Linked DNA regions of Mus musculus: all the other regions are linked to region 2. Evidence: chromatin loops called from intact Hi-C (ENCODE). Cell type or tissue: gastrocnemius. All regions are shown on one strand. Region 1 holds the start of Ttc7 (tetratricopeptide repeat domain 7). Region 2 has its middle 6.8 kb from the start of Msh2. Region 3 overlaps Gm46609 (predicted gene, 46609).

The links. Peaks named below come from ENCODE experiments on the same cell type or tissue, not always from the same donor. Only the 100,000 strongest peaks of a DNase experiment are listed, where the experiment ranks them.
Region 1: a loop joins it to region 2, with 3 times the contacts of the local background. A loop is called at or near these places in 2 of 42 quality-filtered maps.
Region 3: it touches region 2 in a loop (2.8-fold over the local background); 22 of 42 quality-filtered maps call a loop at or near these places.

What each region holds. Positions count from the first base shown.
Region 1 is chr17:87,280,698-87,283,197 of GRCm38, reverse strand. It overlaps Ttc7 (tetratricopeptide repeat domain 7), which reads right to left and starts at 312. Exons shown (of 20, transcript NM_028639.3): 1 at 1-312. It overlaps 4833418N02Rik (RIKEN cDNA 4833418N02 gene), which reads left to right and starts at 384. Exons shown (of 5, transcript NR_015506.3): 1 at 384-1,024; 2 at 2,436-2,500. In gastrocnemius, no CTCF peak of the experiment used is centred here; DNase peaks (open chromatin) are centred at 361 and 999; H3K4me3 peaks cover 2,085 bases; H3K27ac peaks cover 1,945 bases.
Region 2 is chr17:87,664,526-87,667,025 of GRCm38, reverse strand. No RefSeq gene overlaps it. Among named protein-coding and RNA genes, the nearest start is that of Msh2, 6.8 kb to the left of the region's middle. In gastrocnemius, a CTCF peak has its summit at 1,401 (motif pointing right); a DNase peak (open chromatin) is centred at 1,406.
Region 3 is chr17:87,600,942-87,603,441 of GRCm38, reverse strand. It overlaps Gm46609 (predicted gene, 46609), which reads left to right. Exons shown (of 3, transcript NR_169183.1): 3 at 436-1,159. Among named protein-coding and RNA genes, the nearest start is that of Gm46609, 11 kb to the left of the region's middle. In gastrocnemius, a CTCF peak has its summit at 1,349 (motif pointing left); a DNase peak (open chromatin) is centred at 1,351; H3K4me3 peaks cover 702 bases; H3K27ac peaks cover 1,402 bases.

The DNA of each region.
Region 1 (2,500 bases), 380 kb after region 2:
TGCGGCGGAGGAGTGGAGACCAGGCCGGGGGCGGCGTCCAGGCTGGGGAGCACTCTCCAGCAGGCTTGACGGGAGTGCAGACGGCATCCGGGGCCCGGGTGGCAGAGGGGGCCCGGGTAACGGCAAGGGGCCCGCAGCAGCAGCAGCAGCAGCGGCGGCGGCAGCGCCCACCGCACCGCCTGGAGCCTCTGGACTGGGGCTGCGGCTGCGCGACCCCAAGGCGTCCAGAAGCAGCCTCCGCCGCTGCTGCAGCAGCTCCTGACGCTGCTGTCTCCTCCTGTGCAGCAGCTGCTGCCACAGCTCCCGCCCCGTGCCCGGGCGTCTCCAACAGCGGAACCTCCCCGGGCCGCGGCTCCACCCCAAAGTGGGCGTGGCTATCCCCCGCCGGGCTAGGCGAGCCGACCGCCAGCGAGGCCACAGAAGCCAAGCGCGCACACGGCGATCTCGGGCCGCCCTCCGCCGGCTCCCCGCCGCTGACTGGGTGCTCACTTTAATGCTGCGGGGAGCCCGGGAGCCCGGGGGCGCCTCGCTCCCCGTTCCCTCCCCATCCCGTCAGGACTCTTGGCCTGGGGTCCTCCGCCCGGACCGCCCGGCTTTGTGTGGTGGCCCCGTCACCGCCACAGCCTGAGGCACGTCACAAATCCGAGGAGCGGCCGACAGGACAGTCCTGGTCCCGGGCTCTTGGCGGATCCGGGTCGGATGCAACGCGCCCGCCCGCAGGGCTGCGGATAGACCGGCCGGGGCAAGTCCCTAAGCTCTTCGGATGTCCCCAACTCGGAGAGGGTTTATGTTTGTTTTAACTGCCGGACTCCTCTTTCCATCGGAATGCCTACTCTGGGTTCTAAAAGAGGATCTCAGCTGATTTTCCACTTGCTGCTACTTTATTTTGGTGTCTAAAGGCTGATCAGAACTCCAGGGAGCGCCCGACTCCGCTCTGCTCCGCTCTAAGGCCAGCGGTGCCCAGAAGTTCAAAGGACTCTGGGCGGGGCTTGGAGGGCGGAGCCAGGACTACCCTGGCTAGAAGGCAAGTATCGTGACCCCACCCTCGGTGAAACTGGAGCTGTCAATCCTGCCTGGGAATTGAGGATGTAGCTAAAACCACAGCCAACACTGAAAAAAAAATCCCCAGGGCCTGTACTTAAGTCACTTGTTGTGAGGTCCATTCCGAAAACGTTCGAGAATGATTTCAGGCAAGCTTTTCAGTAGTTCGAAACTGACCGCTTTCTACTTCTCCGGGAGGTCCTTCCACTCCCTGCCCCTTGCTGCCGGGAAATTTACAGCTTCAAGTTTCAGTACAGAACTAAGGTTTTCGGGTCTATCAGAGCACAGGCTCCTGACGCCCATTACCAGGGCCGGTCCCTATCAAAACTTCAGCTCCTCCGTGTGATCGAAATGAAGCCCCCTTCCTCCCTGGAAGGCAAGATTCCCTGCCCCTGTGTGCAGAACCTGAGGTTCTGCAGAACTAGGTTTCACGGAGGCGGTGGGGCAGGGGGATGGGGTGGGGAGAGGGTTGGGGAAGGCAGAAAGAGTGAAAGACTGACTTGGGTATCCTGAGAATGCGTTTTCAATTTACCTAGTCAGAGTGTTAGTGGGAGATACCCCTGGGGCCAGAGGGAACAGCAGGATTGACAGAAAGGGGAAGGGTAGACTGATAGAAACAAAGAAACCCCATCTTTTCTTCCCATTCTTTTGTCAACCACGGTTGCAAATACTGGAGGACTGGCTGCAGAGAGCATTAGCTCTTGTCTGTTTGACTCTATCATCAGTTTGAGTGTGGGCACGGGAGGGCACAGAGTTCGTGCCTCAGATACAAAGCAAGTGTTCCTCCAGGCGCCTGACCGCGTCTCAGCTCTTTGCTAGCAGAGCCAAGATCCTCATCTTCTAATGACCAGCATTAGGAAGAGAGAGTGGAAACCTATAGGAAAAAGAACAAACGAAAAAGTCACAGAGCTGTGACTGCATTAATAACATCTGGTGAGATAAAAGGCAAGTAGCAAGTGGGGTTTGTTGCATGTGGTGGTGCACGCCTGCTGTCATAGTATTTGGAAACTAAAGGCAGGGGGATTAAAAAGAATTCAAGGCCAGCCTGGGATACATAGCAAGATCCTTTTTTTTTTTTTTTAAAGAAAAGTAATGTTATTTATTTATTTAATTTACATAATCTTGTATCTCACAGACAAATTCAGGATTAACTTTAGTCAAGACCACTCTGATGCCAGCTTACCAAAGCTGCTAGCCAACATCGTGGTGGTCTCCCAATGATTTTACTGCTCCACATGAAGAGGAACAGCTTTGACCCCAACAGTCTTATTAGTGTTTCTAAGAAAGACAATGAAGTTCATGGAGGAAGTATGGGGGGTTGGGGGGCAGGTTGGTATTTTGTTTGAGACAGGTCTCACTATGTTGCTCTGTCTGGCCTGGAACTCACCGTGTAGACCAAGCATCCTGAGTGCTGATACAAACGGCGTGCACCTCCACAATGAGCAGAAGTGTGCATCTT
Region 2 (2,500 bases):
ACATGAATTCCTGATGAAGAATGGAGCTAGTGACTAAAAATAATGTAAGTCATAGACTATTTGGGGCTTGATTCTGACCCGTCCAGCAGGTCCAGTTATTCAAGGGTCTCGAGGGGACCTCCTCCTAAGAACCAAATGGGGGGTAGAGAGAGACGAGGGTCTTGTACGAGTAACGACACGGAAACCGTTCTGAAGTTGTATCAAGACCCCCAAAATGTATTAGCCAGGCCCAAGGTTTAAATACACAAGCAAAAGGGGAAGTGCCTTTCAGCAGGAAGGATGGGGCAGTAGAATTGCACAAGGAAACGGGGAAGTACAGATACTTATCAGCGGGAGGGATGGGGCAATACAAGCAAAAGGAGAAATATTTATCAGTGGGAGGGGGGCAATAGAATTGCACATTCTTAGGCAGTTACACCGGGAAGCAGGAACTTGGCGGTATCAGGGTATCTTGAGGTCAGGACATCCGGCGCTGACTTAGGGCTGGAACAATCTGTGGTTGTTCTCAGAGCGGTGTGTCGGTGGCCCGCTTTTGACCCTCTTTTCTTCTTGGGGGGAGAGGCCCAATTCAGAGATCAGGACAATAGCGTTGCCTTAATGGCTCCCAACAGATTCTTGGTGAGGCAACCAATACATCTTTGATTTTGTTTTGCTGGGTTTTAGTGTTGGAGGTGAGGTCTCACCAGGTAGCCCTGGAGTTCAAAGGGGCTGTAACTTCACAGGGACCTTCTGGTGCCTACATCCTAAATGCTGAAGGTCTTTGCCACCAAGCCGTTGAGGTAAAATGGGGCAGAGGCTATAGCTCAGTGGTAGAGCACCTGCCTAACACACACACACACACACAAACACACACACACACACACACACACAAACACATACACACACACACACACGCGCGCACACACACACACATACATACACACACACACACACACACACACACACAGGCCTGTACGCATGCGTAGACTGAGTCTAATCCCAAAACTGAAGACAGGAAATGGATTTGTGGAGGAAGGCATGAGATCACTAAAGGCTACTTATGTGAAACAATTGGGAACTCAGTATGAAGAGGAGACATGGAGATTGTTCACCTGCTATCTACTCATCTAGATAACTAAGGCAAGATGGACAGGACCCTCCTGCAAGAGAAACGAAACAAAGAACAGATTCTGGAAACGGTAGCACTTCAGGATTGATACAGTGACAAATGACCAGGAGACACCAAAGATAATGTACAGAAAGCATCCTAGGTGGGGACTGAAGCAACATCACCACAACAGGCTTTGGAGAGCATGTACTGAGCGTGCATAGGCACACACCTTAGCAGGGGTAGCTTCCGAACAGAACTCAGTGTGTTCAATGTACCAATTCCAAATGTGCACGTAGATATGAAGCAGTACCAGCAGAGGGTGCTAGAGAGGCCCAGCAAGGGAAAGTTGTTCCCTGGTTCTGATAGATGTTTGGGGCTATTGCACCCTCCAGCTGATGTAGCATGGGTGGCTTTTCTAGCACTCACAGCCTCAGGATTCCTCCAGTTCATGGGGCCACCAACACCCCTGCTGCTGCAATCCTATAGGATGCTTTTGTTTTGTTTTGTTTTGTTTTGTTTGAGAAAGGATTTCTGGGGAAAAGTAGCTCTCTGGCTGGTGTGGGACTCAGTATGGAGACAAACTCCCTGAGATCTATAACCGCCAGCGGCCACGGGTTACTGGGTTCCTGAAAGGAAAGCTGGGGTTGGATGGGAAAGACGGCGAGAGAAATAACGAGCCAAGACAAAGTTCTCTGATCAAGGCTCAGTGTTTAATTCTAAGGTCGGATTTGAAAGGGGGAAAACCCATCCCCCACTTTGCCAGGATCTAGTCAGGAAGACAAGCTGAGCTGCTCAGCAGGTAGTGGCAGGATGCTGCAGAGGTGACAGGACAATAGACTTCACCTAGATCAGAAGACTCCACCCTATGTGAGCTGGCCAACTGGCAGACAAGGTCTGAGCCAGCCTGCTCAAGGATGGGGGAACAGCACAGTTCCTCCTTTTTTATTTATTAAAAATTAGCTGGACTGGGGCATAAAATTTGCTTATTATTGGTTTTTATTTAATATATTATTATTATTATTATTATTTTCCAACTGGGAATTATGGTGGGTGGTGGTCTGTGCCTAGGTTCAATCTTACCTGTCCTGGAGGCCATGTATAGCTTGGTTGTGTTTATTTGCACAAACACGACCTTCTAGTGTTTATTTTGAACAAACACGGCCTCTTGGCACATGCCTCTGTCTCAGGTTGATAAAAGAGTCATAGAATCATCAGTTGCCCGTCTTTGACTGCCAGCCCTCATAGCACACCATTTTCCCATTCACACCAAAGCCGCAATATGCACTCAATGCATCTCTTCATAGATGAATAACTTCCATGACTGAGCCTTGCTGAAGGTGAACCTGTATGAAGGTAACTGATCTGCTTGAAATACAAAGTCAAAGGTTGCTTTTAAGCAACAGGATGAAG
Region 3 (2,500 bases), 64 kb after region 2:
GGCCCCACGCCCATGGATGGAGAGAAAACCAGAGCTGAGGTAGCTCCCCAGAACTCAGGCCAGTGTACACTCGGAGCGGCTGAGGCGAAGCTGACGAACCTCAAAGGCTTCGTGGGAGAGCCTGTGAACAGACCAGAGAGTGAGGTCACTGCATGAGCTGAGAAGGAAACGGTGGTTGGCGGAGGGCTGCCCTACCACAGCCGGCCAGCCTACCACAGCTGCCCTCTGGGTAGATAGATACTAGCTGATTTAGTCTCTAAAAGCTGGAGTCCACTGTACATGTACAGTTCAATGCCTTGGGGTGTGGGGGCTCCCCTTGTTAAAATGTGAATGGTCACATTCATTTGTGGGATCGTCATGAATGATGAATGGGATTTTTTTTTTCTTTTTTCCTTTTCTTTTTCTTTTTCTTCTTTGTCTTTCCTTTTCATTTAGGCCTCTAGCTGGGACCACACCCTGCCACCTGAGACACAGAGGCCAACGGTGAGGAAAGCAGGCGGAATGGAAATGCCCCTTTAACCATCCAAGAACCAGAGAAAAGCCACAGGCTCCAGGAAGGTTCAAAGGGCAGAGGGAGGGCCTGGTGAACTCGAAGTCTCCAAACAGTAGCTTGGACATGCCCATTGGGGCAGGGCAAAGACAGCATCCCGCACAGGGACTTCTTTGGCATTTATGTTGGACAGTCACCCCGAGCTCTCTGACTACAGGCCTGGAAAGTCTCTACAGTTAGTACTGAGAAGAGTGGGAGCTCGGTGAGATTCCACGGTGGGGGGATCCAGGCAGGGAGACTGGGCCTGCAGTTAGAGCTGCTTGTCTTTCTGGATCAGGAACTCAGAAATCAGATACTGGCTTGACCTGCCTTCAAAGTAGGATTGACCGTAGGTATGTTGGGATGGTTGGGCATTTCCTGAAAATAACGTTTTCCCTACCCTACTCACTGATCCCTAGCATTCCTTTAACAGGGAGCCAAGACTTGCGTTACAGAGCAAATTTAAAGTGGCTCGGGAAGAGAAACTCTAGACAGAGGAAGAGGAAGTGTGTGTGTGTTGGGGGGGGGGGGGGCTCGAGCACACGCGCGCATGCCCTTCTTGTACGGTGGTCATGTTTTGCTCATGCCCATGCGCATGAGGGAATAAATCAGCTTCCTCTATCACAAAAAGCAGCAGAATTATTCCCAACTGGCTTTAGGTTTCCCAGATTTAGGCAGCAGAAGAAAGCAAAGCCGCCCCCTCCCCCCTCCCCAGACAACATTATGAAACCAGAGAGCTGCTCCAAAGGCTTCAATTCTTCTTATTTTTTTACGTTGGTAGTTCTCTGCCTTTCTGATATGTAGTGCTGCCTCCTGCTGGCCATGTTGCGGTATAGCGGCTGAAAGGCACGGGGGTGAGGGGTGGGGGACTCTGACCCCCTACCTAGGAAGCCTATGGCGGGAACATCGCTTAAGAAACAGGATAAGACTCTCAAAAAAAAAAAAAAAAAAAAAAAAAAACAACAACAACAACAACAAAAAACCTCTGGGTGTCTTTTGGCTTTGAATTTAAACAGGGATATCTATGTCTTGAGCTCTAGTTTAGCAAATTAGGTTCCAGGGCCTTGAATGTTCAAAGAACAATGGCTGCCAGCTCCACCCACCTCCTGGATTCCAGGTTCCCGGGCAATCTTCTGCAGTTCTCTCCGGTGAGGCTGCGGCCTCCAGGGCGTGGTGAGAGTCTCCATTGTCTTGTTCCCTACCACTCCTAGAATCTCTCCAAAGGAGATTTCCCTACAGTTGCTAAGCAAAGCAGTGCCAGTTTCTGTAGATAGGGCCCAGCAGAGATTAGAATTTATGTAGCTGCACTTGGATGGTCAAATATCTCAAAAAAGATACCTTCAAGTTGCCTGATGCTATGCTAGAGTATTAACAAAAGCCACCAAAAGCCGGGCGGTGGTGGCGCATGCCTTTAATCCCAGCACTTGGGAGGCAGAGGCAGGCAGATTTCTGAGTTCGAGGCCAGCCTGGTCTACAAAGCGAGTTCCGGGACAGCCAGAGCTACACAGAGAAACCCTGTCTCGAAAAAAAAAAAAAAAAGTCACCAAACATATTTATTGCCTTTTTATTTTAATTTGTGTGTGTGTGTACATGTGCCATTACAAATGTTTGTGAGCCACCATGTGGTTGCTGGAAATTGAACTCAGGACCTCTGAAAGCCACTCTTAGCCCCAGCCCAATGTCTAGGCTTTTTTTTTTTTTTTTTAAAGAATAAAAGATGGTGTCTTGATATGTGGCCCAAACTGTTCTCAAAGTTCCAGCAGTCCTCCTGCCTCAGCATCCTGAATGCTAGGATTACAGGTGTGCACCACCATGCCCTGCTAACCAAGCATTTTAGAGACACTGATAAAATTTATACTGGTTTCAGCTGTATAGTTCCAATTCACGAGAATGAAGGTAGGTGGGTCTAGAGAGATGGCTTGATAGTTAAGAGGACTGGCTGCTCTTTGTAGAGGATCTGGGTTAGATTTC